Linked DNA regions of Homo sapiens: regions 2 and 3 are each linked to region 1. A link is a loop called in an ENCODE intact Hi-C map of the cell type or tissue named here. Cell type or tissue: psoas muscle. All regions are shown on one strand. Links, peaks and the distances in the headings refer to the core of each region. The heading gives the core; the rest is flanking DNA. Region 1 overlaps SPTBN4 (spectrin beta, non-erythrocytic 4). Region 2 overlaps C19orf47 (chromosome 19 open reading frame 47). Region 3 overlaps PRX (periaxin).

Evidence for each region. Hi-C counts contacts between places; a loop is a spot of excess contacts. Peaks named below come from ENCODE experiments on the same cell type or tissue, not always from the same donor. Only the 100,000 strongest peaks of a DNase experiment are listed, where the experiment ranks them.
Region 2: a loop joins it to region 1, with 2.3 times the contacts of the local background. A loop is called at or near these places in 45 of 110 quality-filtered maps.
Region 3: it touches region 1 in a loop (2.4-fold over the local background); 3 of 110 quality-filtered maps call a loop at or near these places.

Annotation. Positions count from the first base shown.
Region 1 is chr19:40,523,406-40,533,770 of GRCh38, reverse strand. SPTBN4 (spectrin beta, non-erythrocytic 4) reads right to left here. Exons shown (of 36, transcript NM_020971.3): 17 at 10,132-10,334; 18 at 4,640-4,730; 19 at 1,000-1,146. Among named protein-coding and RNA genes, the nearest start is that of SHKBP1, 48 kb to the left of the region's middle. RefSeq lists silencers at 4,274-4,593, 10,152-10,365. In psoas muscle, for the core only: CTCF peaks have their summits at 3,397 and 4,513 (motif pointing left); a DNase peak (open chromatin) is centred at 4,450; H3K4me3 peaks cover 1,079 bases.
Region 2 is chr19:40,310,920-40,321,284 of GRCh38, reverse strand. It overlaps C19orf47 (chromosome 19 open reading frame 47), which reads left to right. Exons shown (of 9, transcript NM_001256441.2): 9 at 1-1,749. Among named protein-coding and RNA genes, the nearest start is that of AKT2, 31 kb to the right of the region's middle. In psoas muscle, for the core only: no CTCF peak of the experiment used is centred there; no DNase peak of the experiment used is centred there; H3K27ac peaks cover 1,624 bases.
Region 3 is chr19:40,399,278-40,409,642 of GRCh38, reverse strand. It overlaps PRX (periaxin), which reads left to right. Exons shown (of 7, transcript NM_181882.3): 2 at 1,260-1,303; 3 at 1,387-1,485; 4 at 1,612-1,737; 5 at 5,781-5,937. The coding sequence starts at 1,711. Among named protein-coding and RNA genes, the nearest start is that of PRX, 8.9 kb to the left of the region's middle. RefSeq lists enhancers at 1-157, 1,384-1,513, 5,694-5,913 and silencers at 4,994-5,043, 5,954-6,123. In psoas muscle, for the core only: no CTCF peak of the experiment used is centred there; DNase peaks (open chromatin) are centred at 4,185, 5,302 and 5,992; H3K4me3 peaks cover 1,125 bases; H3K27ac peaks cover 1,054 bases.

The DNA of each region.
Region 1 (10,365 bases), core at 1,027-9,026:
CAGTCACAGAGTGATCAACAGAGAGACAGGCACAGAAAATCAGAAACATGGGGAGAGGACCGTAAGAAAGACAAGGATAGAGGGATAGACAGACAGGAAAGAAAGATAGAGGGAGCCAGAGAGGCAGGGAGAGAATGAACTTCCATTAAACTCAAAGTCAAGAAGACTGCCTTCGCCATATGCCACCATTTATGAAACATCAATGACCATTTAAGGGTTTAAGGCCAACATGGGTGTCTCTGTGTGAGTCAGAAAAGTGTGTATATCCAGGGCTACAGGTCTAGGGGTTCAGCCAGAGGAGGGGGAAGTTCTGAGGGTTGAGGCTTAGAGCAAATATCTACCTCAGTCCCTCCAAGACTGAAGTCAAGGTTCTTAGTGGCCCAGAGCTACTTAGGTAACATTAAGTATTAAAAGTAACAAGACCACAGTAATTACAGCTCTTAGGTGCGTGGCCTTGTGTTAAGTACTTTATGTGCACAGAGCCCAGGAAGTAGCTATATTTATTATTTCCTTAATTTTATAGAACAGCAAACTGAGGCTCCAAGAGGTTAACACAATTACCTAAGGCCCCACAGCTGGTAACAGGCATAGACACAGTTAGAACCCAGGGCTCTAAGAATCCAAAGTTTACTTTAACCCTGGGCTTCCCAGGGTCTGTCCCAGCCCATCTCCCCAACCTTCCATCTTAAATGCCCCAAATGGTATGGAAGGAACCTGGTAGAGGAGGTTATATTAAGAAGTGAAATATTTAACAAACAGTAGGATACAGGCACCATTCAGAAGAGATGCTGGCCACTTTACAGATGAGCAAATTGAGGCTCAAAGATGTTACATGAATCACTCAAAGCCACATAGCTAGGAGCAGATCTGGAGCTGATTTGAGTCAGTCCAGAGGTGTAAGACCAGCAGGATGGCAGCAGCGGGTGCAGCAGGTGAGACGTGGGCTCCCTGGAGGCCTCCTGCACCTGGCACAGGCAGAGGGGCCATCAGCTTCCTCACCCGCTCGATCTTCTCCAGCCACTCCTTATTCTGAGCCAGCTCGGCCATGAATGCCTGGTGCCGGAGCCATCTCTTATGCAGCTTGTGGTTGTCCTCCCGCGTGCCATCCCGCGCCATCAGCATCTTCTCATGGATCCAGCCATCCAGCTGTGCAGAACAGGGCAGGAGGGCTCAGCTGGTCCCCTCAACCTGCCACAGCCCCCCATCCCTTCAGGAAGTCCCAGGTTCAGGGCCTGGGCTGCTAGGGTGTATGGGTGGAAGGAATAGGAAAGGATGAAAAAACCTTTGCAAGTGAGGCCTTTATATTGGGGGTGGGTGCAGCTCAAGCTCTTTCCTGGATAGAGGATGGATGGAAGGGTCCCCAGAATGCCCAATCCTTTGCTCCCCTGTCCCCTGTCCTGAGGGAAGCCCTCCTCAACTCCCCACAAGCCCCCAAGGCAGGGCCAGTCAGCCTCTTAGACTTGGGGACAGATCACCCCCCCCAAAACAAGCTCTCCAACCCAATTTAGCTAACTCCCAATTCATCCCCAGGACCACCCCTCCCATAGCAACACTTAGACACTTCATTCAATCTTAGCCACCCCCCAATAAGGACCAATTCAAGAGCCTCAACCCATTCCCAAGGGTATCAAATGAAGCCCCCATATCTAGCCCCAGTTCCTCCAGTATGGCCAGATAAACCCCCCAAACAACCTCCCAATTAAAGCCAACTCTAGCTCTCTCTAAACTAACCCTCTAATCTGGAGTAGACCCATCCTCCATAATCGAGATCTAGCACCCCTAATGAGCCCACAGGGCTCCCCAGTTCTAGCCCTGGGACTCTAAGACCATAGATCCCCAAACCATGACCAGTTCTAGCCCTCAACCAAAGCCAACCCCAGCCAAATGTGAAAAACAAAGCTGTGTTCTGGCTCTCCAAACCAGTCTACCCCAAAATCTAGCCACAGACTCTCCATCGTGGATCAGATCGGACCTCCCAAGCCCGGCCAGCACCCCCACCCCTACAACTAAAGCCAGTTCTAGTCCTCCTACCCACCAACAAAACCAGTCATCCAAAACGCAAGCACCAAGAGTGGGCCCCTCTCACGGCACTAGAGAGGATCAATCACAGGCTGCTTTTTGAGCCTCCCCCAACCCCCTCCAGTAAAAAACCAGACTTATCCTCCAAGCCAGAACTTCCCCACTCATGACCAAACCTGGCACCTGAAACAGTTTGCTCCTCCCCTTTCTCCTCCCCACTCCAGTCACAAGATCCTCCCTCCTCCCTCCTGCAAAAAAAAAAAAAAAAAAAAAAAAAAAAAAAAAAACAAACACTGGACTCCAGCTCCGCGGTCCCGGGAGGCAAATGCAGTCATAGCCAAGGACAAATCCCAGATCCCCAGCCGGCCAAACCCCAGCCCATGTCCCCTGAGCATGTGCTCCCCAGGGGTCCAGGACAGCATCACACTCCTTCATACACACACTAGAACCAAGTCCAGTGCTGAACCCCCCAACTCAATTCACAGGTTCCCGACGTGCAGGGAAGAGTCCAACGGCAACCACAGCCCGCAGTGAAAGCAGAGCCCTTAAAGAGATGGTACCCCATCCTCAAAGTAAAGCCCCCTCAAAAGTGATTCCTTCATGATGGAGGGCAAAACCAGACTATCCAACAACCCAGGAAAAGCCCCACAAAGTCAGAGCCCCCTAGACCCAGAGAAAATCCAAGGCCCCTCATCTTCCAAGGCAGAGCCCCCCAAAAGTGATTCACCTCCATCATCCAAGGCTGATACAGATCCTCCCAAAACAAGAAAGAAACCCCCCAAAAGGTTGAGAAACCCCCAACCCCAGGGCAAATCTTAGATGCCCCATTACCCGGAGAAGAGCCCCCCCTCGAAAGGCTGAGACGCCCTGAACCCTTAGGGCAAATCCAGATTACCCTAGAAGTGGTCTTAGAAGTCCCCCCGCTTCGCTCCCCTCCCTTGGGGGCCGGCCCCTCAGTCCCGCCCGCGCCAGCACCGCGGACAGCTCCCGGCGTCCTTGCCCCTCCCCCAGGGTGGGGGTCCGGGCGCCTGCCCGGCCCGCCCCCGCGCCGCCCCGCCCCTCCCTCCCGCGGCCACGACGGGCGGGCACGCGCCCGAGCCCCCTCCCCTGTCTGCGTCCGCGGGGTGCGCGCCAACCCCCTCCCCTGGGCGCCCCCGAGACCTGAAGCGGCAGTGGCGTTGGCGGGGCGTCCCTGCAGCGGGCGGGCGGGTGCTCGCCCCTCAACTGCGACGGCAGCGGCAGCGGCGGCGAAGGCTGAGGCTCCGGCGGCCGCGCGCCCCCTCCCTCGCCCCCGCGCGGCGGCCGCGCGCCCGCCCGCGTGCGCCCCCTGCCTGCCTCCCTGCCCGCCTCTTTGCGGGGCCCCAGGTGGGGGTGCAGGAGGAACCACCACTCGCCCCAAGGCTTCGGGTGGGGGGCTTCTGCGCCATCTCAGATGATTGCTGCCTGATCCAGAACAATCTCATGAGGGATGGGGGGTGCTCCTGGACCAAATCTAATGCCGGGAGGGAGCGCCTGGGGCTTGGACTGCCTCACTAAGGGAGTGGGGATTATGGTGAGGGGCTGGGTGGGGGCCTCCTGAACCATCTCTAATGGGAAGAAGCTCGGGCTCCTGGCCACCACATGTGGACAGGGGATATGGGAGGGCGACCTGGAACATCTCACAATCTCCAGTGGGGGCGAGGGGGAACAGGGGGTTCCTCCAGTGGCTCAAGTCCCGGCCTACCCCAGTTATGGGGGAGGGGGGCACGGTATGGAGGCCCTTGTTTATTCCGTGTGCGGAGAGAACAATCTCCCATGGGTGTTCAACATAGGGGGGAGGGTCGAATCGTCTTTAATTGAGGCTGAGGGGTTTAGGGGTTAGACCTGGTTCCTGAACCAGCTTTGGTTGGAAGAAACTTAGGTACGGGGTGATGATGGAGGAGGGGATGATCCTGGGTCACACAGATGGAGGGGCTCAGGGCCAGGCCTAGCTCTGTTTAGGGTTTAGGAAAATGTTTACTAGGCCATCTCTAATGTGGCCAAAGTCTAGAATCGTTTCTATGGAATGCAAGGGAAGGAGGGGAAGACAGCAGGTCTCCTGAACCGTCACTAATAAGGAAGGGGGCCTGGACCATCTCGGATTAGGGGAGATCGTCCCTAATGTGTGCAGATCATCCCTAAGGGAAGGGGCTTGATTACTGAACACCTTTAAAGGGGCGAGGGCTTGGTTCAGAGCCATCGCTGGCTGCAGGAGGGCGCAGGGCCGCTGGCCCCCCCACGGCCCTCGGCCCTTATCCCCACCGCCCGCCCCGCCCCTCTCCTGGGGTAGAGCGATTCTCACAAATCTCAGGAGAGAAAGGTGAGATCAGCGCGCGTCCCCGCGGGACCCGTAGGCGCGGACACGCGCGGTTGCCAGGGGCGCCCGGGGCCCCTCCTTCGTTTCCCGGAGTCGGCGTGGGCGGGCAGGGACTTGCGGAGCATGCGCACTGAGACCCGGCTCCGCGCGCCCCCTGGCGGCTTAGAGCGAGCATCGCTCCGCGACCCACTTAGACGGGGCGTCCCCACCCCCACCTCGGCCGAGAAGCACTTCCCTCCCGACTAAAGGGGATGTCTCCGTCCCCAGCACACCTGGAGTTCCTACCTCGTGGCAGTCTCGGAGGAAGTGCTGCAGCTCAAGTTGGTCATGTAGCTTTTGCATCCATTGCTGGGCCCGTAACTGGTTTTCTTGGTTCCTGGGGATGGGGAGATAAGGGCTGGGGAAAGGCCCCGGGTTGGGGGGTGCGGCGCTGGCAGTAGGACTGTGAGGGCACTGGGCTGGGTAGGGGAAGAAGGGCGTGGAAAATATGTAAGAGAGAGGGAGGAATTAGTGGGGCAAAGCCAGGGACGCAGGGACGGGGCTGAAGAAGGGCAGAGAGAGAGACAGACAGAGGAAGAGAAAGGGAGAGGCAGAGACAGGCACTTAGAAAGAAAGAGATATAGACGGAGAGAAAAAAAGGCAAGTCCAGAGAGAAAGATAACAGAGAAGTAAAGACAGACATACCTAGGGACAAAAACAAAACAAAACAAACGAGAAAGTGAGAGGAGACACCAGAAAGAGAGCGAGAGAGAGAATAAAAAAAGACGAGAAAAGAGATGGAGCAAGGCAGAGCCAGAAAGAAACTCAGGGAGCAGCAGACGACGAAAGAGAGGAGGCAGAGAGAGGGAAAGTGACAGGAGGAGTCCGGTCAGGGACAGCCCAGAGAGAGACAGGCAGAGGAGTGGCAAATGCCACCAGGAAAAGACAGCCCCACAGACGACAGACAGACCAGGGGGCCGCAGAGTTGGAGAGAGGGAAGAGAGCAGAGTGTGGGGAGAGATGACAGCAGAGTCGCAGAGAAGCTGAAGTGGGCACTCCTGCAGGCAGAGCGAGGCCCTTGGCCTGACTGAACTGACCAGGCTGGACCCAGGCCGTACCACTCTGGAGCCGGCTGGGACCATGGGCCCCGGGCAGTCTGGCCTCCTGCCCACAGTGCAAGGCAAAGTGCCCAAGAGGCCTGGTGGATGGGGCTGGGGCATCCCACATGGGCTCCCATGCATCCCTGTCCTGTTGCTATCTGTCTCCCCCAGGGAGAGAGAGAGAATGAGACTATCCTCCCAGGGTCTCCATGAGAGTCCTTAGAGATCCTCCCAGGGTCTCCATGAGAGTCCTTAGAGTCCTTTTTTTTTTTTTTTTTTTTTGAGATGGAGTCTCGCTCCATCGCCCAGGCTGGAGTGCAGTGGCGTGATCTCGGCTCACTACAACCTCCACCCCCCAGGTTCAAGCGATTCTCCGGCCTCAGCCTCCCAACTAGCTGGGATTACAGGCGCCCACCACCAGGCCTGGCTAATTTTTGTATTTTTAGTAGAGACGAGTTTTCGCCATGTTGGCCAGGCTGGTCTCGAACTCCTGACCTCAAGTGATCCACCCGCCTTGGCCTCCCAAAGTGCTGGGATGGGAGTGAGCTCCTGCACTCGGCCAATCTCAGAGGCCTTTCTGACCTACCAGGCCCCACACCCCCACCTTTCCAAACTCTTATTCTCCTTGCACTCTTCCCCCTCACTCTGTGGTAACTGTACTGCCCTTCTCGCTGTGCCTTGAGCAAGCCTCAGGCCCTTGGCACTAGCCGTTCCCTCTGCTGGGAATGCTCCTTCCCCCAACATCTACTCAAAGATCACCTTCTTCGTGAGGTCCCTCCTGACCACTCCCCAACACTTTCTGGCTTTCTTCCCTTCTTTAATTTTCTCCTTAGCACTTAACGCAATCTAACACGTGCTATATGTTACTTATTTATCTTGGCTGTCTCCCATGCTAGGATATATCATTTCCATGAGGGCAGGGATTTTTGTCTGTTTTGTTCATAGATGTGTCCCCAATGCTTAGAAAAAGGGCTTGGCATACAGTACACGCTCGACTTATATTTGTTAAATGAATGAATGCAAGAAACACAGTGGCAGAGAGAAAAAAGATGGGAGAAACAAAAGTACAGTATCTGTGAAAGACAGAGGCAGAAAAGACAGGGTTAGAGAGGTGCAGATGGAGGGAGAGAAAAACGGAGAGAAAAACAGAGAGGGAGCAGGAAACAGAGATACAGAAATAGATGGATAGATGGAAGCAAAGAGACAGAGTGTATAGGAGACAGTTGCAGAGACAGAACCAGAGAGAAGGAACAGGAAGGGCCTGAGACAAGCAAGCGAAGCACTGACTGCCTCCTGCCCAACTTAGCTTAGGAGCCAGGAAAGATAAAATGCCTCTGAAATTGAGCTGAAATCAATCTTTCCAGGCCTTCAGCAGCCAAACTGTCAAGCATCAGTCCTAGAGATGAGGAAGACCCTGAGTCTCCATGAGGGTGAAAGAACAACAGAGTAGGCCGGGCACGATGGCTCACGCCTGTAATCCGAGCACTTTGGGGAGGCCAAAGTAGGAGGATTGCTTGAGCCCAGGAGTTTGAAACCACCCTGGGCAATATAGTGAGACTTCATCTCTACAAAAAAAGAATGAAAAATTAGCCGAGCAAGGTGGCACATGCTTTTAGTCCCAGCTACTCAGAAGGCTGAGGCAGGAGGATTGTTTGAGCCCAGGAGATTGAGGCTGCAGTGAGCAGTGATCGCACCACTGCACTCCAGCCTGGGCAACAAAGCAAGACCCTGTCTTTAAAAAAAAGAAAAGAAAAGAAAGCAACAGGGTTCAAATCTAGGCTGTGGCACTTCCTGGCCATGACTCTGGGCAAGTCAGTTTTCCCCTCTGAGCCTCACATGCAAAACGCAGATAAGAACAGCACCTAGCGGCCGGCGCGGTGGCTCACGCCTGTAATCCCAGCACTTTGGGGAGCCGAGGCAGGTGGATCACTTGAAGTCAGGAGTTTGAGACCAGCCTGGCCAACATGGCAAAACCCTGTCTCTACCAAAAATACAAAAATTAGTTGGACATGGTGGCTCTTTCCTGTGATCCCAGTACTCAGGAGGCTGAAGCAGGAGAATAGCTTGAACCCTGGAGGCAGAGGTTGCAGTGAGGCGAGATCGCGCCACTACACTCCTGCCTGGGTGACAGAGTGAGACTCCATCTCAAAAAAAAAAAAAAAAAAAAAAAGAACAGCACCTCACACACAGGTTCCAGGTGAGGGGCCAGGCAAGCTGAAGCTCTAAGTGACTTGCCCTGAATGTCACGGATTCAGGGGTGAAGCCAGGTCTAAGACCCCCAGGGCCCCAGGGCCCCAGTCCCCAGCTCTGTATGGCTCTGCCCCCTTGGCGGATGTGGAAACTCCTCCCACTCCTCCCACTCCTCCCACAGGGTGGGAAATGTGTCCCTAGACAAATAAATGACTGGGATGGTGGGAAGGTGCAGAGATTAGTCCGTCTCAATCCCTCTGTGACCACACCTCACCCACCACAAGCCTGGGACAAATGCTGCCTCTCCCACAGCGGCTGCACGTCTCCCATCCGGGCCCTGACCTTTCTGCCTGGACTTCCTCCATCCCAGCCCCGAGCATTCTGGGCCATCCTTGTCAGATAACGTTCGAGCTCTGTGAGGCAGGAATCATGTTCTGTCCTGGTCATTTCTGTGAACACACCCCCACTCCGTACAGAGCACGGGCTCAGTACATGTTTAATTGACTGGAGGATGAGTGAATAAACAATAGAGTGAAAGGAGCAATTAATGAATGACTGAAAAGTAATGAATGAATGAATCATGGAATGAACAGTCCCCCGGGCTCCTCCTCCTCGTTTTGCTGAGCCTGGCATGCAGCAGGTGCTCAAGAAATGTGGAACAGGCCATGCTCAGTGGCTCACACCTATAGTCCAGCTACTCAGGAGGCTGAGGCAGGAGAGTTGGTTGAGCCCAGGAGTTCCAGGCTGCAGTGAGCTATGATTGCACCACTGCACTCCAGCCTGGGCAACAGAGTAAGATCCCTGTCTCAAAAAAAAAAAAAAAAAAAGTGGAACAAAGGAAGGATCCAGGCCTGGATGGAAAAGGGGGCACTAAATGATGAGTTTGCATCCTCAAGAACAGAATTCCCATAAAAGTTTCCTTTAGAAGCATGCTGCCTTGCCCCAGATAAATCTAGGGAAAGGATGTCTGAGCCGTAAACAGAAAAGGGGTAGCGGTCCTGGGGCTGGGGGTGGCACAGTGAAGTGACCAGGGATGCTTTCTGTCAGGAGATGGGAAGACAGAAGGAGGGGTACTGGGTCCCCTTCTGGCCTGGATCATGCCGGAGAGAGCCAGAGAGCCTGAGAGGAGAAATTTAGGGTCACCAGGAGGAGCAGAAACAGCTCTAATGACAGACAGAACTGGGTCTGGAAGATGAGAAAGGACTTCCCATGATGGCTGGAGGTGGTGGTGTTGTTTTGTTCAGTGCCTACCTACAATAGTGCCTGGCACACAGTAGATGCTCAATAAATATCTTCGCTTGATTAGTGCAAGGACAGACAAGAGAGTGGTGGCAAGAGACAGATGGCGACAGAAGCAGAGAACAATGAGGTTCAAGAGATGAGAGAGACACAGAGACATGCAGACACTCACTTTGCATGCTTCCTAGAGTGGCTGGGGCCAGGAAGAGGTGCTTATGCAAAATATTTGACAACCAGCCTGGCAGGGGACACTGTCCCATCTGGAAAGCTGGAACACACCTGTGCCTGGCCTCTAGCTGCTGGATCTGGGGAGGTCTGGGGGTTCCCAAGGAGGGTGCAGAAGAGCAGGATGGATAATGAGGCATCTAGGGAAGTAAGTTAACACATTTTTTTTTTGGAGGGGGGACAGAATGTTGCTGTGTCATCCAGGCTGGACTGCAGTGATATGATCACAGTTCATTGCTGCCTCAATCTCCCGGACTCAAACAGTCCTCCCATCTCAGCCTCAAGAGTAGCTGGGACTACAGGCACGCATCACCACGCCCAGCTTTTTTTTTTTTTTTAATTTTAGAGAAGGGGTCTCACTATGTTGCCCAGGCTGGTCTGGAACTCTTCAGCACAAGCAATCCTCCCGTCTCAGCCTACCGAAGTGCTGGGATTACAGGCATGAGTCACTGCACCCAGCCTAACATTTTAACAACAGGACCAGCTATCCCATGCTCAGGGCAGACTTAAGAAAGAAACCTTTCATTGTATATCCTTCTGTATCTTTTGGGTTGACAGCCTCAGGTTACCTTTTCACAATATATCCACTTAAGGCCAGGTGCAGTGGCTCATGCCGCTAATCACAGCACTTTGGGAGGCCAAGGTGGGTGGTCAAGAGTTCAAGACCAGTCTGGCCAACATGGTGAAACCGTGTCTCTACTAAAAATACAAAAATTAGCCAGCGTGGTGGCTCATGCCTGTAGCCCCAGCTACTCGGGAGGCTGAGGCAGGAGAATCACTTGAACCTGGGAGGTGAGGGTTGCAGTGAGCCGAGATCGTGCTACTGCACTCCAGCCTGGGCAACACAGTGAGACCCCGTCTCAAAAAAAAAAATCCACTTAAATCAAATCTAAGACAACATGGAATTAAATAGAAATAGGAAAGAGCCCCAGAGAAGCAGAAATCGTGATGAAAGGAGTGGGACCCTGGCCTCCCACACCACTCCCCTATGCTGGGCCCCATCTTCTGCCCCCTCCCTGGGGTGGATGGGTCTAGGGGACCTACTTCTCCAGCAGCCGGGTCACAGCCTCCTGAGCCTGCTCCCCGTAGATGTTGCCCTGCCTCAGCAGGCCCTCTGCAGCCTGCACGGCCACCTGCATCTTTTGCTGGCTCAGCTCCATGGTGGTGAGAAAGTCACGGTGCTGTTTCAAGGCCTCCTCCACCGATTCCACTGTGCCCGGGAGCTCCGCACCAGACAGCGCCATCTCCTGGGGAGGAGGGAGCGTGGTGCAAAGGTCA
Region 2 (10,365 bases), core at 1,525-9,524, 210 kb after region 1:
GGCGGTGGCGTCGAGCCTGTTGAGACTGTTAGCCGCCCTCTACTCCCAGGCTGGAGGGACCTCTCCAGACCCTGGGCTGCGGCTGAGGCGCATCCGTTTTCCTGCCCTGGGCATCTGTCTCTGAAAGTGTATGGCGGGTGGTGGGCAAGGGGCACTGGGAAGGGAGGCCAGTGCCTAGAGTGAAGACAGCTGCTGTTTTAATATATTTTTGTGACTTTCAAATCATTTCCCCCACTCCTTCAGGGTGAGTTGCAGGACTGTTTCACACTATGCGCAGCTGGGCTGGGGATGGTGGCAGAGGATTGGGCTGTGTCTCTAAAGGTCAGGCTTCCTGCACACACATGGTCCATGTCCCTGCTGCAAGCCCTGAGTCAGGGGGAGTAATGGCCACAGTCACCATTCAGTTAGGCCGCCCCCTGCCCCCAATAAGCCGTAGTGGTTTTGTCACTCTATCCCCTCCCCCCATGGATTTCACCTGCCTGCTGGCACCTTTCCAAATGATGGGCTCCGTTTGTGAGACCATGAGTTTCCACTGGTTTGGTCGCCCACCCCTCCCTGCTGCACAGCGCCCCTGAGCCAGGCCTGTCCTAGGAGCTGGTAGCAGGTAGTGAGCAGGGCCTCTCCAGGGATGGGGTGTAGGTAAAGCGGTGGTGCTGGCCAAGGAATCTGAGGAGTGGGAGAAAGTGGCCAGGGCCGCTTCAGTGGTTGTGGATAGGAAGGCCTTGCAGAAGGGGTGACATGGAGGCCAAGTTGGGAATGTGGCTTCATGAAGTTCAGGAGGAGAGCTTTCAGACAGAGGGACAGCCAGGGGCAGAGGTGCTGAGGTGGGACAAGGAACAGGAAGAAGGCTGGTGGCTGTGGGTGAGGGTGGGCCCTGCCTCCAGCATGAGGCAGAGGTGGGTGGGCAGGGGCTAGGTGGCTGGGGGTGTTGTGATCAAGGAGGAGGAATGTGCACAGTGACCCGGGAGTGCTGGATCGGGAGGATTTGGAGCTGGGATGTGCTGAGCTGAGTTTCATTTAGGATCATCGCTCTGGCTTCTGTGAGGAGAAGGAATGGCTGGGAGGGCTGGGGTGGATGCCACTGCAGCAGTCCAGGCAGGAAGCCAGGATGGCTGCGAGGGCATGGCAGTGGGGAGCAGGGAAGAGGGCCGCTTGGGCTGCTTAGGGTGTGCTTTGGAGGAAGAGCTGTGGGATGTGCTGATGGGTTGGAAGTTGGGGCTAGAGAAGATGAGAATCATAGGGCCCGCCTAGATGTTAGACCGGAGCATCTGGGGGAACGGCTGTTAACAGAGAAGGGGAGACGGGAGGAAGGTCAAGGAAGAGGGAGCTGTGTTCTGACTGCATTGCGCCTGTTAGGGTCCCCGCTGGGGCTCAGGCGGACACCTGGGCTGGGGGTTCATGGCTGCTGACAGTGCGCAGGGTACAGCTGGAATCAAAGCCAAGGGCCTTGGCTGGGCGTGGTGGCTTACGCTTGTAATCCCAGCAGTTTGGGAGGCCAAGGCGGGTGGATCACAAGGTCAGGAGTTCGAGACCAGCCTGGCCAAGATGGTGAAACCCCGTCTCTACTAAAAATACAAAAATTAGCCGGGTGTGGTGACAGGTGCCTGTAATCCCGGCTACTTAGGAGGCTGAGGCAGGAGGATCGCTTGAACCCGGGAGGTGGAGGTTGCAGTGAGCTGAGATCGTGCCACTGCACTCCAGCCTAGGCAACAAGAGCGAGACTCCATCTCAAAAAAAAAAAAAAAAAAAGCCAAGGGCCTGGTAATACCAGCTGGAAAGGGATCATAGAGATTGGAGGGAATCTGGGGCCCTTTCCCTGTTTAGAGAACAGGAACTGACAAAAAGAGACAGCCTAGGAGAGGTCAGGGGGTTGGAGGAGAATTAATGAGAGAGCAGGTAAAGATGAGACTAGATCTCATCCGTTTATTTATTTATTTTCATTGTGTGAAAATATACCTCGTGAAATTTACAATTTTAACCATTTTATTTTATTTTTATTGTTTATTTTTTTTTTGAGTTAGAGTTTTGCTCTTGTTGCCCAGGCTGGAGGACAATGTCATGATCTTGGCTCACTGAAACCTCCACCTCCAGGGTTCCAGCTATTCTCCTGCCTCAGCCTCCCTGGTAGCTGGGATTACAGGCACCTGCCACCACTCCCAGCTAATTTTCATATTTTTAGTAGATGGGGTTTCACCACGTTGGCCAGGCTGGTCTCGAACTCCTGACCTTAGGTGATCCGCCCGCCTCAGCCTCCCAAAGTGCTGGGATTACAGGTGTGAGCCACTGCGCCTGGACCATTTTAACTATTTTAAACTGTACCATTCAGTGGCATTAAGTACTTTCACACTGTTGTGTACCCTTCGCCATCATCCATCTCCAGAACTTCTTTCATCTTCCTAAATCCATTATTTTCAGTTTTTCAGTTACGTCATATTGGGGGCTGACTGTGTGTCATGCAGTGTCCCAGGCACTGGGGATGGGGTGTGAAGGGCCGGACTTCAGGATGAGGGACAACTGTAGAGAGCAGTAATAGATGCCTTTCTCTGTGGGGGCCCAGGCTAGACCCTCCTGAGACTGGCTGAGGCCTGACCTCAAAGGACAGCAAATGCTGGCCCTCAGATTCCAGGGGCCGCCCCTTCAGGTCATTGCCACCAGGAAGAGCTCACACATGCGCACTTTCCCTGCTGAGCTTCAGCCTTCTTTGTTTCCTAATAATTTCCTCTGATTCTACTTCATAGGTAATTTTAACAACTGCTGGGGTGAACTGGAAGAGTTCCAGTTGCTAAATTTAAGAGCCATGGTAATTTCTCAATGTGTAATAGGAACTGCAATGATATAAAAACATATATAGGTAATTTACCACACAGGGTTTAGCTGTGCCAGGGAGATTCTCTTATTGTTGCGCTTTACAGAGGCACAGAGAGGGGAGTTAACTGCTGAAGGCCTCACCCAGCTGGCGGGTGGCAGGACTGAGTTTGACCCCAGGGAGCAGACTTCAGAATCCTTGCCCGTTAATCCCTACCCTGTGGTGCCTTTTAAAAATTTTTATTTTATTTTATATTTTATGGAGACGAGGTCTCACTATGTACCCTATGCTGGGCTCGAACTCTTGGGATCAAGTGATCCTCTCTCACCGGCCTCCCAAAGTGCTGGGATTACAGACATGAGCCACTGCACCCAGCCACCTGGGCTGCCTTGATAGCAGATTTGAAACATAGCCCTTTTGGAGAAGGGTCAAGGCGGAGGTCTTAAGACAGTGATTTTGGACCTGGCATGGTGGCTTACGCCTGTAATCCCAGCACTTTGGGAGGCTGAGGCAGGTGGATCACTTGGAAGTCAGGAGTTCAGGACCAGCCTGGCCAACATGGCAAAACCCCATCTCTACTAAAAATACAAAAATTGGCCGGTGTGTTGGTGCACGCCTGTAATCACAGCTACTTGGGAGGCTGAGACACGAGAATCACTTGAACCCAGGAGGCGGAGGTTGCCGTGAGCAGAGATCATACCACTACACTCCAGCCTGGGCGACAGAGTGAGACTGTCTCAAAAAAAAAAACAAAAAAAAAACAGTGGATTTGGACTCTCTAGAGTTGTCCATGTGTAGATGTCCGCACCAACCTTATTGGCTTGTCCTAGGAAGCATTTGCAGCTAGGATGCTGCTCGCCTTGAGAGCCACATCCTTGTGACCTGAGCCGATGCCGCCTCCACCTCCCAGCTGCTCCAGAGTCACAGTGGCCCACCCGTTATACATTTGACTTGGCAGTTCTCCCGAGCCCGCCCCAACAGCCATGACCCACAGGGGTAGATTTTTTTTTTTCACTGATTCTATTAAGCACTTTTTACTTTTAGTTTTTTAGAGACAGGGTCTTTCTATGTTGCCCAGGCTGGTCTCAAACTACTAGTCTCAAGCAATCCTCCCATCTCAGCTTTCCAAAGTGTTGGGATTACAGGCATGAGCCACCATGCCCTGTCTGTTAGGCATTTTTGAGCATAAATAATACATTCACAGCCACGTTTGGTGGATCATGCCTGTATTCCCAGCTACTTGTAAGGCTGAGGTGGGAGGATCCCTTGAGCCCAGGAGGTTGAAGCTGCAGTGAGCTGTGATCGCACCACTGCAACTCCACTTGGGCAACAGAGCAAGACTCTTGTCTCGAAAAAAAAAAATTAAGAATACATTCACATGGTTCAAAATGCAAAAGATACAAAAGTCTCTACAGTGAAAAGTATCTTCCCATGTCTCCTAGCCCCCTAGTCCCTTCCTCAGAGACTACAAATGTTAACCAATTTCTTGTGTAATCTTTCCAGTGAGATGTACACACACACACACACACACAGCAGAGGAGCATATAGGATCCATGTACAAGCATACACGTGTCTTAGTAGTCTAATTTATTTAACCAGTTCCTTTTTGAAGGAAATTCAGGTTGTTTCCTACCTCGTGCTATTACAAGTAGTCCTAGAATGAACAATTTTCCTTACACATGGGATCAATTCAGGGGTGACTTCGAAGAACACATTATTACATTACATTATTTAAGTGCAAATACTGGTGATGAGTCCGTTGCAGATCTGAACTAGCCTCTCCTCCAAGATGATTGGCATCCTTCAGGTGATTTATTTACACAGTGACCACCCCATTTCATAAAGGAATGAAGAGCAGTTGGACTCTTCCAGCTGGAGACCGCTGGAGGAGTTGGGTCAGGGGATGCTGAGAGCTAACGTTGACTACCACCTGTGTGCCAGGAAGTACTAAATCAACGCTTGGCTAAGTTGTTGGACTTGTCGAATCCTGAGGGCAACATCATAAAAGGCAGGGTCTTCCTATTCTCATCCCATAAACGGATGAGGAGATGGTGGTGCAGCGAGCCCAGGGCTCATGCTGAATGGCAGAACCAGACCTGCAGCAGCCCAGCAGAGTGATTCTGTGTGGATGGTCGCCCTGAGACAAGGCCACCTCTGGACACATCCCTTCCTCTGGTAGCCCACATCAGTGGATACTAAAGCCAGATGCAAACTAGCAGTATCTGTGGCAAGTGGCCAAGGCCTGGGCCAGCCTCAGCCCCCCTTTCTCCAGTGCCCAAGCCCCCTGCTGCTGAGATGAGCCAAGAGTTGAGCTGCAGCCACCTCCACCCCTCCTTTGGGCATCTGACCTGAGTTAGTTTGGCAAGTGCTGCAACTATAGACCCAACTTTGAAGGCCTGTCGGGGTCCTGCAGCAGAGGAGACATTTCCCTTTGCAAAATCAGGGCTAAATCTCTCTCTCTCTCTCTCTTTTTTTTTTTGTAATAGACTTTATTTTTAGAACAGCTTTATTTATTCATTTATAGATAGGGGCTTGCTCTGTCACCCAGACTGGAGTGCAGTGGTATGATCCCAGCTCACTGTAGCCTCCACCTACCAGGCTCAAGTGATCCTATTGCCTCAGCCTCCTGAGTACCTGGGGCTACGGGCACCTGCCACCATGCTCAGCTAATTTTTTAATTTAAATTTTTTTTTTTTTTTGAGATGGAGTGTCACTCTCTCGCCCAGGCTGGAGTGCAGTGGGGTGATCTCGGCTCACTGTAGCCTGCGTCTGCCGGGTTCAAGCAATTCTCCTGCCTCAGCCTCCTGAGTGGCTGGGATTACAGGCATGCGCCACCATGCCTGGCTAATTTTTTATTTTTAGTAGATATGGGGTTTCACCGTGTTAACCAGGCTGGTCTCGAATTCCTGACCTCAGGCGATTTGCTCACTTCGGCCTCCCAAAGTGCTGGGATTACAGGCGTGAGCCACCATGCCCGGCCAGTTGTTTTTTTTCTTGTAGAGACGAGGTCTCACTATATTGCCCTAGCTGGTCTCAGATTCCTGAGCTCAAGCGATGTACTCACCTCAGCCTCCCAAAATGTTGGGATTACAGGCATGAGCCACCACACCTGGCCTTAGAATAGTTTTAGAGTTGCAGAAAAAATTGAGAAGATAGTGCAGAGAGCTGCTGTATACCCCACGCTCAGTTACTCCTAATATTAATGACATCTGACATTGGGGTGGTACGTTTGTCACAATTAATGAAATAATATCGATCCATTAGTATTAACTAAAGTCTATAGTTTATTCAGATTGCCTTAGTTTTGCCTAATGTATTTTACTGTTCCAGGATCTCATATGACATTATGTTATCAAATTTGATAACATTCTGGCTCCAGACATTTATATTGACAAGTAAGGAGTTGTCGTGTCTCCTTAGGTTCCTCTTGGCTAGGGCAGTTGCTCAGACTTTCTTTGGTTTTGATGCCTACTTTGATAGTTTCGAAGAGTTCTGGTCAGACATATTATGGGATGCCCCTCAGCTGGGATTTGTCTGATATTTTTCTCATGATTACACTGGAGTTACGTGTTTTTTGGAGGAAGACCTCAAAGGGGAAGTGTCATTTCATCACATATCAAGGGGACACACTGACCACATGATTCACCACTGTTTTTGTTCATCCTGATCACCTGTTTGTCAAGTTTCTCCACTTTGTAAAGCTACTCTTCTTTCTCCCTTTACACCTTGTCCTCTTTGGAAGGAATTCACTGCACAGCCTGCATGTAAGGAGTTGGGGGGTTTATGCTCCATCTCCTTGGGGGCAAGGGATTTACATAAATTATTTGGAATTCTTCTGCAAAGGAAATGTGTCTCTTCTCCTCATTTAGTAACTTAGTCATTTATTTTTATGAGTTTGGACTCAGGGATATTTACTTTGTATTTGAGGTTATCATCCAACGTTACTTTCTTTATTTTGTCACTCACATTAGTCTGACTTTGGCCATGGGGAGCTCTTTCAGTTGGTTCCAGAGTCCCTTTGACTTGTTATACTCCCATTGTTTTTGTTTTTGAGACGGAGTTTCGTTCTTGTTGCCCAGGCTGGAGTGCAATGGTGCAATCTCAGCTCACCACAACCTCCGCCTCCTGAGTTCAAGTGATCTCCTGCCTTAGCCTCCTGAGTAGCTGGGATTACAGGCACATGCCACGATGCCTGGCTAATTTTTGTATTTTTAATAGAGATGGGGTTTCATCATATTGTTCAGGCTGGTCTTGAACTTCTGACCTCAGTTGATCTGCCCGCCTCAGCCTCCCAAAGTGCTGGGATTATAGGCGTGAACCACCGCACCCAGCCTTGTTTTTGTTTTTACTGTGTCCTTACTTTCAGGCTCTAGAGATGCTGCAGGCTCATCTTGAATATTTCCTGCCCCAGTCCTGGAGCCAACCATTTTTCCAAGGAGCCTGGTCCTTTTAATTGCAGAACAGTGGTGGAAACCAAGATCTAGGCATGAGATGTGCTTGGCTGCTACTGGAGCCTCCCTTCTTTTTTTCTATACCTTTTTTTTTTTTGAGACAGAGTCTCCCTCTGTTGCCCAGGCCAGAGTGCAGTGGTGTAATCTCACTGCAGCCTCTGCCTCCCGAGTAGCTGGGATTATGGAGACAGGATCTTGCTCTGTCACCCAGGCCAGATTGCAGAGGCACAATCGTAGCTTACTGCAGCCTTGAACTCCTGGACTCAGATGATCCTCCTGCCTCTTGCCTGTAATTGTAGGAATTACAGGCATGAGCCATCATACCCAGTGACAACTCCCTTTTAGAAAATGAAGCCTTAATATGGAACCCCAATGTGTAAATCATTCTTAAAAAGGAAAAGCGGGCTGGGCATGGTGGCTCATGCCTGTAATCCCAACACTTGGGGAGGCCAAGGCAGGCAGATCTCTTCAGCCCAGGAGTTCCAGACCAGACTGGGCAACATGGTGAAACTCCATCTCTACAAAAAATTTAAAAATTAGCTCGGCGTGGTGGCGCATGGCTGTAGTCCCAGCTGCTTGGGTGGCTGAGGCAGGAGGATCACTTGAGCGCAACAGGTAGAAGCTGCAGTGAGCTGTGATCACGACACTGCACTCTAGCCTGGGCAACAGAGTGAGCCCCTGTCTCGAAAAAATAAAAAATTTAAAAAAGCAACATTACTATAGGTTTAAGCACTTATTTTGGATTAATTCATGGGAACAGTACAAAATTCCAGTCCTTAAAAGGATATGAAATAAGACCATTGTGCACCCAGTAGACTGGCAAAAACCTTAAGTCTCAAGTGTTAGGGAAGATTTGGAGTAATGGGAGGATATACTTTGCTGATGGAATGTAAGCTGGTACCAACCATCTTGGAAAATAGTTTGGTAGGTTGTGGTAAAGTTGAAGGTGACACACTTTCCAACCCAGCAGTTACTCTCCTAGCAAATATATACCCTGGAGAAACTTCCACGTACATGCAAAAGACATGTATGAGAATGTTCACAGCAGTGCTGTTTGTAATAGCATAAATGTGGAAACAAATATCCAGCAACTGGAGAATGGACAGATTGTGGCATAGTTGTTCCAGTTACCTAATGCATCACTAATCACCCCAAAACTTAGTGGCTTAAATTAACAATCATTTTATTATCTCTTATAGTCCCAGGGGTTGACTGGACTTAATTAGGCTGTTATCACTTGGGGGCGCTCATGTGATTTTAGTAAGATGTTGGCTGAGGTTGGTGTCGTCTTAAAACTTCCTCAGATACCTGGTGGTTAACCAGTACTGGCACTTATCTGGGGCCCAGCTTGGGCTGCCAGCCAGAATGCCTACACATGACTTCTTCCTGTGGCCTGTGCTTCCTTACAGCATGGCAGCTGGGTTTCAAGAAGGAGCTTCTTGAGAGCCAGAGGAAACTGTATGGCCTTTTCTTTTTTTTTTTTGAGATGGAGTCTCGCTCTGTCGCCCAGGCTGGAGTGCAGTGGTGCGATCTCAGCTCACTGCAAGCTCCGCCTCCTGGGTTCACGCCATTCTCCTGCCTCAGCCTCCCAAGTAGCTGGGACTACAGGCGCCCGCCACCATGCCTGGCTAATTTTTTGTATTTTTAGTAGAGATGGGGTTTCACCATATTGGCCAGGATAGTCTCGATCTCGACCTCGTGATCCGACCGCCTCGGCCTCCCAAAGTGCTGGGATTACAGGCGTGAGCCACCATGCCCAGCCCTGTATGGCCTTTTCTAACCTAGCATTGGAAGCCACAGGGCTTCACTTCTGCCACAGTCACTGGCCCATCAGATTCAGGAGGAGGCATGATAGATCCCACTTCTCAGTAAGAGGAAGTCAACATCTCCTTGTAAGAAGAGCATGTGGGATGAGAACTCGCATTGTGGTCATGTTGGAAAATAAGACACCAGTGTTGGATGCATTATGTTTTACATATTGGATGTGGGATAGTGTACATCAATGAAAATGAACTAATGTTGCACATATCAATATGAATAAACTAAAACACTGAGTGAAAAAAGCAAATTGGGCCGGGCATGGTGGCTCACACCTGTAATCCCTGCACTTTGGGAGGCCAAAGCAGGTGGATCACTTGAGGTCAGGAGTTCCAGACCAGCCTGGCCAACATGGTGAAACCCTGTCTCTACTAAAAATACAAAAATGTAGCCAGGCGTGATGGTATAGGCCTGTAGTCCCAGCTGCTCAGGAGGCTGAGGCAGGAGAGTCGCTTGAACCCAGGAGGCAGACATTGCAGTGAGCCGAGATTGTGCCACTGCATTCTAGCCTGGGCGACCCAGCAAGACTCCACATCTCCCTTCACTGCATCATGTGAGGGACTCCGCCACCTGAAGGAAGTGTGAGCCTGTGAAAGCGCAAGGTGTGGGGTAAGACAGTGGGGCTCCTTGTGTTTATTTTTTATTTTTATTTATTATTATTATTTTTTGAGACAGGGTCTTGCTCTGTCGCCCAGGCTAGACTGCAGTGGTGCGATCTCAACTCACTGCACTCTCCGCCTCTCAGGGTCAAGTGATCCTCCCACCTCAGCCTCCTGAGTATCTGGGACTACAGGTGCGTGCCACCACGTTTGGCTAATTTTTTTTTTTTTGAGACCGAGTTTTGCTCTTGTTGCCCAGGCTGGAGTGCAATGGCGTGATTTTGGCTCACCGCAACCTGTGCCTCCCGGGTTCAAGCGATTCTCCTGCCTCAGCCTCCCAAGTAGCTGAGATTACAGGCATGCGCCACCATGCCTGGCTAATTTTTTTGTATTTTTAGTAGAGACGGGGTTTCTCCGTGTTGGTCAGGCTGGTCTCAAACTCCCAACCTCAGGTGATCCGCCCGCCTCGGCCTCCCAAAGTGCTGGGATTGCAGTCGTGAGCCACTGCACCCGGCCCAATTTTTGCAGGTTTTTTTGTAGAGAAGGGGGCTTGCTATGTTGCCCACGTTGGTCTTGAAGTCCTGGACTCAAGCAATCCGCTCACCTCGGCCTTCCAAAGTGCTGGGATTATAGGTGTGAGCCACTGCGCCTGGTGTAATGGTTTTTAAAACTGGGCGGTAGGCACATGGTA
Region 3 (10,365 bases), core at 1,583-9,582, 120 kb after region 1:
AAAGTAGCCAGGCGTGGTGGTGGGCACCTGTAATCCCAGCTACTTGGGAGGCTGAGGCAGGAGAATCACTTGAACCCAGGAGGCAGAGGTTGTAGTAAGCCGAATTCGCACCACTTCACTCCAGCTTGGACAACAGAGCGAGACTCTGTCTCAAAATAATAATAATAATAATAATAATAATAATAATAATAGCAAGTATTTATAAAGCACCTGCCAGGTGCCTGGCACTTTACACTTATTAACTCATTTGAGCCTCGGAACAGCCCTGCGAGGTAAAAGCTCTTATTCTCCACATTTTATAGACAACATAACTGAAGCACAGAGAGGAGCTGTGATTTGCTCACTGGGAGTACATGGGAGTGGCTATAATTATTTTATAGCATCAAGAGGCTGAGGCAGGAGGATAGCATGAGCCCAGGAGTTGGAGCTCAGTTTGGGCAACCTAGGGAGACTCCATCTCTACAAATTAATTTAAAAAATTAACCTGGTGTTGCCAGGTGTGGAGGCTCATGCCTGTAATTCCAGCACTTTGGGAGGCCAAGGTGGGCTGATCACTTGCAGTCAGGAGTTCAAGACCAGCCTGGCCAGCATGGTGAAACTCCGTCTCTACTAAAAATACAAGAAATAGCCGGGTATGGCGGTGCGTACCTGTAGTCCCAAGGTGCGTGCCTGTAGTCCCAACTACTCGGGAGGCTGAGGCGGGAGAATCACTTGAACCCAGGAGTTGGAGGCTGCAGTGAGCCAAGATCGCGCCATTGCACTCCAGCCTAGGTGACAGAGCAAAACTCTCTCTCTCACACACACACACACACACACACACACACACCACCAACAACAACAAAAACGTAGCCGGGTGTTGTGGCATGCACCTGTGGTCCCAGCTACTCGGGAGGCCAAGGTGGGAGGATCGCCTGAGCCCAGAGACCGAGGCAGCAGTGTGCCGTGATTGCACCACTGCACTCCAGCCTGGGCAATAGAGCTAGACCCTGTCTCAAATAGCAATTATTTTTTAGTGAATTTGGCCCCCTCAGTTGGCCAAGATCTTTGGCACGGGGGCTCTGCTGCCAGACAGGCCTCGGAGTCAGTTTTGGCTTTACCGTGTGTTGTCCAGCTGAGTCATCCTGGGTAAAGGTCTTCTGAGGCTCAGTTTCCCACCTGCACGACGGGGATAGGGTATCAGCAGAACGCAGCAGGGTCAGGCACTCAGGAAGTCATCGGTGGCTGTTAGCCAATAACACTGCTCACATTATTCTTCTTAGAGCGCCGGACCCAGGAGGCCCAAGGAGCTGGAGGTGACCCTCAGGTGAGCGCAGGCTGGTGCCATATGCCCCTCCCCACCCCTTCCTCGCCTGCCTGGAGCTTCACATCCTGGCCTTTCCCTGGCAGGCAGCAAGAACCCCACGGAAGGGCGTGAGCCCTGCAGACAGCTGTGCGGCACCTCGGGCTGGGCTCCTGTTAGGAGGAAGTGCCTGCACCCAGGCAGCGGTGAGAGGACAGCTGGGGTGGGGGCCCTTCTCCCCTTCTAATACCCACCCTGCTTTCTCCCTGTAAGCATGGCCTCCACCTCTCGTCCCCTACTGGCCTCAAGCCTCCACTGCTGTCCTCCCACAGGCTCAGAGGCAGCTGCTCCATGCAGAACTGAAGCTGGTTCTGCAGCAGAAAGGGGAGAGGACACAGGAGCCTGGGGTGCAGGTGCCTCCCAGCAACGCCATGGAGGCCAGGAGCCGGAGTGCCGAGGTGAGTGCCCACGTGTCCTGCAAGGCGCACTTGAGGGCAATGGGGAGGCACAGACTAGGGCAGCAAGGAGACACTTTCTGGCCTCTCTGTGCCTCATTCTCTCCATCTGTGAAATGGAAATAATAACAGGGTCTATTTTATGGGTCACTGTGAGGAGAAGAAAATTAACATATGTAATGTCCTTAGTGCAGCATCTGGCACAGGCTAAGACTCAAGGCAGTGAAATCACTGGCGCACAAAGGAGCTAAATTAATAAGGAGCTGAAGAAAATCCGGCAGAAACCCTTCATCAGAAGAGGCAGCATATGCCAGGTGCAGTGGCGCAGGCCTGGAATTCCAGCACTTTGGGAGGCCGAGGCAGGAGGATCGCTAAAGCCTAGGAGTTTGAGACAAGCCTGGGCAACATAGGAAGACCCTGTCTCTACCGGAAAAAAAAATGAGCCGGGTTTGGTGGTGCATTCCTGTAGTCCCAGCTACTCAGGAGGCTGAGGTGGGAGGATCACCTGAACCCAGGAGGTTGAGGTTGCAGTGAGATATGATTGAACCACTGCACGCCAGCCTGGGTGAAAGAGCAAGATCCTGTCTCATTAAGTCTCCTGTGTGGAAAGAATAAATGAGAAAAACAAAGAAAAAAAAAAAAAGACCCTGTCTAAACACACACACACACACACACACACACACACACACACACACAAGGGCATATAATGTAGGAGTTAAGGACATGGGCTTGGACCCATGGCTCAAATCCCAACCCTACCACTTCAGCTGTGTGGCCCTGGGCAGATGATCTCACCTCTTTCAGCCTCAGTTTCCCACTGAAATGGAGGTAATGGGGCTGGGCGCAGTGGCTCACACCTATAATCCCAGCACTTCGGGAGGCCAAGGCGGGCGGATCACTTGAGGTTAGGAGTTCGGGACCAGCCTGGCCAATACGGTGAAACCCCATCTCTGCTAAAAATACAAAAATTAGCCGGGCATGATGGTGCACACCTGTAGTCCCAGCTACTCGGGAGGCTGAGGCAGAAGAATTGCTTGAACCCAGGAAGCGGAGGTGGCAGTGAGCCGAGATCACACCATTGCATGCCAGCCTGAGGGTCACAGTGAGACTCTGTCTCAAAAAAAAAAAAAAAAAAAAGAAATGGAGGTAATGATCTCCACCTCTGAGAACTCCCGCTTGAGCCATTTGCACAGAGTCTGGTGCTGAGGAAGCCTCTTTGAATGACAGCTGCTGTCACTGTTACTGAGATGGTGGATTGGCATTGACCATGTCTTACTGTATACCAGGCACAGAGCGGGTCTACTGTTACAGGGGCCAAGCTGCTACTGGGGGCGAGAGGCAGTGGGTACAGCGCCAGGAGTTCTCTGCCCACAGGATGGCCTATGAGTTCTGGGGTCACAGACCTAAGGTTGAGGCCCAGCCGCTTAACTTGCTACAGGGCATTAGGCAAGTCACTTTACCTCTCTGGGCCTTAGTGTCCTCCTCTGTGACTGCCCAAGGCTATAGGGAGAGGATGAAATGAGATCCTGCAGACTGCATTCGATGGCTCACACCTGTAATCCCAACACTCTGGGAGGCTGAGGCCAGAGGATCCCTTGAGCCCAGGAGCTGGAGACCAGCCTGGGCAAAACAAGACTCCGACTCTTTTTTTTTTTTTTTTTGAGACGGATTCTTGGTCTTGTCACCCAGGCTGGAGTGCAGTGGTGCGATCTCAGCTCACTGCAACCTCCGCCTCCCAGGTTCAAGCAATTCTCCTGCCTCAGTCTCCCGAGTAGCTGGGATTACAGGCGCCCACCACCACGCCTGGCTAATTTTAGGACTTTTAGTAGAGATGGAGTTTCGCCATGTTGGCCAGGCTGGTCTTGAACTCCTGACCTCAGGTGATCCTCCCGCCTTGGCCTCCCAAAGTGCTGGGATTATAGGTGTGAGCTACCGCGCCTGGCCTGACTCCGACTCTTAAAAAAAAAAAAGAGGCCGGGCGCGGTGGCTCATGCCTGTCATCTCAGCACTCTGGGAAGCTGAGGCGGGTGGATCATGAAGTCAAGAGATCGAGACCATCCTGGCCAACATGGTGAAACTCTATCTCTACTAAGAATACAAAAATTAGCTGGGCGTGGTGGCGTGCACCTGTAATCCCAGCTACTCGGGAGGCTGAGGCAGGAGAATCGCTTGACCCGGGAGGTGGAGGTTGCAGTGAGCCAAGATTGTGCCACTGCACTCCCAGCCTGGGTGACAGAGCGAGACTCCGCCTCAAAAAAAAAAAAAAAAAAAAAAAAAAAAAAGAGATTCTGCACATAAAATGCTGAGCCCAGGGCCTGCTGAGCCAAAGGGCGGTACTGGTGGTCATGCTGTTCCCTACAGTCCCAGCCACAACTCTCCTTACCCAGACTGCCCTGCTCAGCCCCCTAGTCCCTTGGGGCCACTGCTGTGGGGCATCTGGCCTAGACCTGCTCTCCCTCCAAGTCCTGGGCTCAATTCCAGTCCGTGCTGGCCCCAGTGCGTTGGCCATGACAGTGTCCTCTCAGATCCCTACTGCAACCTCCTTCCAGTATGCCTATGTTACCCTATTTTGCAGCAGGGAAGTGGGTCCAGAGAGGGCAAGATTCTTCCTAAGACACACAGCAGATTGGATTCCTAGACAGGATCCAGGTTTGTCACTGCCTCTTCTGGGAAGCCCTATTGTGAATCCCATAGTGGCTTCTGGGCCAGGTCCAATCTGCATCATTTACAGTAAATACCGGGAATGCCATGTCTCCCAGTCCCATTCATTACCCACGCAGACCCCCTTCACTGGATTCCCTCTCCTGTGGGCGTTTCACAGGTCTTCGGGTCATTGAATTTACAATAGAGCACATTCTCACACACATTCAAGCCTGCAGGGAGGCAAATCCCACTCCCTGTCCCCCCAATCCCAGAGGGCTTGAAGGTCCAGCCAGCCCCTTCCTCAGAATCCCATCCTCAACTATTCTCTTGTTCTGCTGTAATTAAAGCCCCTCCCCCATAGTTAAATTCAGTTTGTAGAATATGGGTCTCCGGGCCAGATGCAGTGGCTCATGCCTGTAATCCCAGTGCTTTGGGAGGCTGAGACAGGAGGATCTCTTGAGGCCAGGAGTTTGAGACCAGCCTGGGCAACACAGTGATACCCCTGTCTCTTAAAAAAAAAATTAAAAATTAGCTGGGCGTGGTGGCGCGTGCCTATGTTCCCAACTACTTGGGAGACCGGAGCGGAAGGTCTGCTTGAGTTTAAGGAGGTGGAGGCTGCAGTGAGCCATGATCACACCACTGCACTCAAGCCTGGGGACAGAGTGAGAGACCCTGTCTCCCCCAACAAAAAAATAATAAGGGTCTCCGCCCCAGCTCCAAATAACCTCCCATAAACTCTGGCCACATTCCTCTCCTATCTTTTGCACCCTTCTATACCCCATTTGGCTCTTCCTCTCAGGCCTGTGTTGTCTTACCCCTCCTACCCGCACCAACCCCCCCCAGCCCCGCCCTCCCGACCTGACCACGCCCCCACGATCCTGGTCCCGCCTCTCAATCACAACTCAAGTTATCTCCAGCCCACTCCGACGCAGTCCCTCCCCTTACAACCCCGTCTCCTCCCCTAACCCCTTTCGGCTGCCGCTCCAGGGCCTCGGAGAGGCCAGCCGGCCCGCGGAGCTGTTTAACCGTTCCGCGGGTCCTAGAAAGCCAGCTGCCCTCAGGCTTGCTTAAAGGGGAGACGCCGGAGTGGGTGTGCCCCGACGTCCTGCGAGGGCAGCGCCGAGGGGCGTGTGCCCTGAAGGCCCGCTGAACAGCCGCTTTTGGCCGGGCGCGGTGGCTCACGCCTGTAATCCCAGCACTTTGGGAGGCCGAGGCGGGAGGATCCCTTGGGCCCAGGAGGAGTTCGAGACCAGCCTGGGCAGTGTGGCGAGACCGTCCCCCACCCCCGTCTCTAAATATATATAAACATATATATGTATATGAGCCACTGTTGAGCGCAATGGCGGGCTCTGGGCGAGGTCCGGCCCTAGAGCCCCAACGCGACACCTCGCCGCCCTCTGCAGGAGCTGAGGCGGGCGGAGTTGGTGGAAATTATCGTGGAGACGGAGGCGCAGACCGGGGTCAGCGGCATCAACGTAGCGGGCGGCGGCAAAGAGGGAATCTTCGTTCGGGAGCTGCGCGAGGACTCACCCGCCGCCAGGAGCCTCAGCCTGCAGGAAGGTGGGCGGGCCCGGGGTGTGGGGCGGGGTCGAACTGCGGGGGCGGGGTTAGGAATCTGCCTTGGGTCCAAAGAGAGGCTGAAACTGACCGGGGGATGGGGGCGTGACCGGCGACCAGGAGGGGTTAAGGGCTTGGGGCGGGGCTTTGCTGACTGTTCACAGCAAATTCCGGAGGTTCACTGTCTGGGTGCGAATTTCACATCCCCCGTTTACTAGCTTGTGATCTTTCTGTGCCTCAGTTTTCTCATCTCTGAAATGGGACTTATTCTAGTATGGGGTTATTATGTATTGAGGATTTAACGAGTCAGTATGTGAAAACACTTAGCACATAGCTAAGTGGCACATAGTGCTTAACTATGTGAGTGCTAGTAAATGTTTTTGTTGTTGGGGCAGGAGAAAAGGGTGGAGTGAGCCACTTAGAGGGGTTGGGAAGAGTAAAGGATGTTTTAGGATATGGATGAAGCTGACGTGATTTATTCATGCAACAACTATTTATTAGTGCCTTCTATTTCAGACTTTATTTATTTATGTATTTTGATACGGAGTTTCTCTCTTGTTGCCCAGGCTGGAGTGCAATGGCACGATCTCGGCTCACTGCCACCTCCGCCTCCCTGGTTCAAGCGATTCTCCTGCCTCAGCCTCCTGAGTAGCTGGGATTACAGGTCCCCTCCACCACGCCCGGCTAATTTTTGTATTTTTAGTAGAGACGGGGTTTCACTATGTTGGCCAGGCTGGTATCGAACTCCCGACCTCAGGTGATCCATCCGCCTCAGTCTCCCAAAGTGCTGGGATTACAGGCGTGAGCCACCGTGCCCCACCCTATGTCAGACATTATCTTAGCTGCTTGGGCTTCAGCCGTGAACAAAACTGAACAACAGTCCCTGCACTTATGGAGCTTACATTCCAGTGGGGAGAGATTTTTTTTTTTTTTTGAGACGGAGTCTCGCTCTGTTGCCCAGGCTGGAGTGCAGTGGCGCAATCTCGGCTCACTGCAAGCTCCGCCTCCCGGGTTCACACCATTCTCCTGCCTCAGCCTCCCTAGTAGCTGGGAGGGACTACAGGCGCCCACAACCACGCCCGGCTAATTTTTTGTATTTTTAGTAGAGACGAGGTTTCACCGTGTTAGCCAGGATGGTCTCGATCTCCTGACCTCGTGATCTGCCCGCCTCGGCCTCCCAAAGTGCTGGGATTACAGGTGTGAGCCACCGCGCCCAGCCGGGAGAGACATATTTAAGCAAATTAAGTAAAATACCTAGTAAATTAGAAAGCAGTAAGTGCTACAGTTGCCAGGAGGACAATGTGCTACAGCTGCATTTTTATTATTTTATTTTATTTTATTTATTTATTTATTTTGAGACGGAGTCTTGCTCTGTCTCCCAGGCTGGAGTGCAGTGGCACGATCTCGGCTCACTGCAAGCTCCGCCTCCCGTGTTCACGCCATTCTCCTGCCTCAGCCTCCCTAGTAACTGGGACTACAGGCACCCGCCACCATGCCCGGCTAATTTTTTTTGTATTTTTAGTAGAGACGGGGTTTCACCGTGTTAGCCAGGATGGTCTCCATCTTCTGACCTCGTGATCCGCCCTCCTCGGCCTCCCAAAGTGCTGGGATTACAGGCGTGAGCCACCGAGGCCGGCCTACAGCTGCATTTTTAAATGGGGGTGGGCTTGGCTGGGTGCATAATCCTAGCACTTTGGGAGGCTGAGGTGGGCTGATCACCTGAGGTCAGGAGTTCGAGGCCAGCCTGGCCAATATGGCGAAACTCTGTCTCTACTAAAAATTCAAAAATTAGCCGGGTGTGGTGGTAGGCGCCTATAATCCCAGCTACTCAGGAGACTGAGGCAGGAGAATTGCTTAAGGTTGCAGTAAGCCGAGTTCGCGCCACTTCACTCCAGCCTGGGCGAAAGAGCAAAACTCCGCCTAAAAAAAAAAAAAAAAAGGGGTGGGCTGGAAAGGGTGAAAAGGCTAAAGGAGGTAAGGGAACAAGCTATGAGGCCATCTGGAAGAGGGAACAGACAGCAAAAATGCCCCAAGGTGGGACCATGCCTAGCTTGTGGTAGAAACAGTGAGGAAGCCAGTGTCTACGCAATTGAGTTAGTGAAGAGGAGAGTAAGAGAGAAGGCCAGAGAGGTAAGGGGAGGACACTTTTTAGAGGGCTTTATAAGACTTTGGCTTTTATTCTGTGAGGGCTGTGAGCAGGGAGAAACGTGAATTGACTGTGCTGAACTGCTGCATTAACAGTAGAGTATGGCCAAGCATTGGGTGGCTCACACCTGTAATCCCAGCACTCGGGGAAGCCAAGGCGGGAGGATCGCTTGAGCCCAGGAGACTGAAGCTGCAATGAGCCATGATCACACCACTGCACTCCAGCTTGGGCAACAGAGCAAGATTCTGTTTCAAAAACAAGGCCAACAACAACAAACAGTAGAATATATGAAGGCAGGTTTAGGAGCAGGGAGATCAACAAACTGGCTACTGTGATTATCCAGGTAAGAGATGAGGATGCTCAGGACCAAAGGGTTTTGGAGGTATATATATATTTGGATTCTGAATATATTTTGAAGGAGGAGCTTTGAGGACTGGATATTGGGTATGATGGAAAGAGGGTTGTCCAGGATGGATCTGGGGATTTTTGACCTGAGGATGGAGTTGCTGGTCCCTCAAAAGGAGCACACTGAGGCTAGTACTAAGAAAGACCAGGAGTACAGTTTGGATCTGTTAAAGGAGAGGTGTGGTGTGGGACACCCAGGTGGAGATATGATGGAGATGTTGGATGTGAGTCTAGGGTGGAGGGGAGAGTGCTGGACTGGAGAGATATACTTGGGAATTGTTAGCAGATTTATGGTCTTTTAACTTCTCAATCTGGATGAACTTCCCAAGAATTCCCAAGGGGTGACTTGAGCATGTAGACAGAGAGGAGGTCCAAGTCCTGAGGTCTGGGGTAGTGTGTCTTTAAGAGGCCAGAGAGGCTGGGTGTGGTGGCACGGGCCTGCATTTGCAGGAGGATCGCTGGAGCCTGGAAGTTCAAGGCTGCAGTGATTTGTCATTGCACCAGTGTACCACAGCCTGGGTGAAGAGTGAGATCTTGTCTTTTTTTTTTTTTTTTTTTTTTTTTTGAGATGGAATTTCGCTCTTGTTGCCCAGGCTGGAGTGCAATGGCACGATCTCAGCTCACCGCAACCTCCGCCTCCCGGGTTCAAGTGATTCTCCTGCCTCGGCCTCCCTAGTAGCTGGGATTACAGACATGTGCCAACATGCCTGGCCAATTTTGTATTTTTAGTAGAGACAGGGTTTCTCCATATTGGTCAGGCTGGTCTCGAACTCCCGACCTCAGGTGATCCACCTGCCTCGGCCTCCCAAAGTGCTGGGATTACAGGCATGAGCCACCGCACCTGGCGAGATCTTGTCTTAAAAAAAAAAGAGGAGGGGCTGGGCACGGTGGCTCACGCCTGTAATGCCAGCACTTTAGGAGGCCAAGGCGGGCAGATCACCTGACGTCGGGAGTTCGAGACCAGCCTGACCAACATGGAGAAACCCCGTCTCTACTAAAAATACAAAATTAGCTGGGTGTGGTGGTGCATGCCTGTGGTCCCAGCTACTCAGGAGGCTGAGGCAGGAGGGTCGCTTGAACCCGGGAGGCAGAGGTTGCAGTGAGCCAAGATCGCGCCATTGCACTCCAGCCTGGGCAACAAGAGCAAAACTCCATCTAAAAAAGAAAAGAAAAGAAAAGAAAGACAGACAGACAGAAAGAAAGAAAGAGAAAGAAAGGAAAGAAAGCTGGGTGAAAGAAAGAAAGAAAGAAAAAGAAAGAAAGAAAGAAAGAAAGAAAGAAAGAAAGAAAGAAAGAAAGAAAGAAAGGAAAGAAAGCTGGGTGTAGTGGCTCACGCCTGTAATATCAGCATTTTGGGAGGCTGGGGTGGGAGGATCAGTTGAGCCTAGGAATTTGAGATTGGACTGGGCAACATAGTGAGACTGTTTAGAAAAGAAAGAAAGAAATCAGGGAGAGGGAAAGCAAACATCTATGGAGACTGACAAGGAACTCCCAGAGACGCTCCAGAGGGTGTAGCACCTTGGAAGCCAAGGGAAGCAAGGATATGACAGAGAGTGAGGTTAGATCAGATGCTGAGTGGTTTAAGCAGATGAGGCCTGGGACTTGACCCTTGGACTTACTATACAGAGGTCACTGCCTGGAACCTTGAGAGGAGCAGTTCAGATGTGCGTGTTGGAAAGCAGGGTCAGAGGTGTGACTGGAGAACTGGTAACAATGCCACTGGAGAACTCAATACCTTTTGCCTATTAAGGTGAACAGATAAATGGGGCAGGAGCTCCGGGGGAGTGAGGCCATGACAACCTTTCTTATGCGAGAAATAATAATATGTTTGTATGCTGATGGGAATAATGTAGACGAGAAGGACAACTGATGACGTGGGA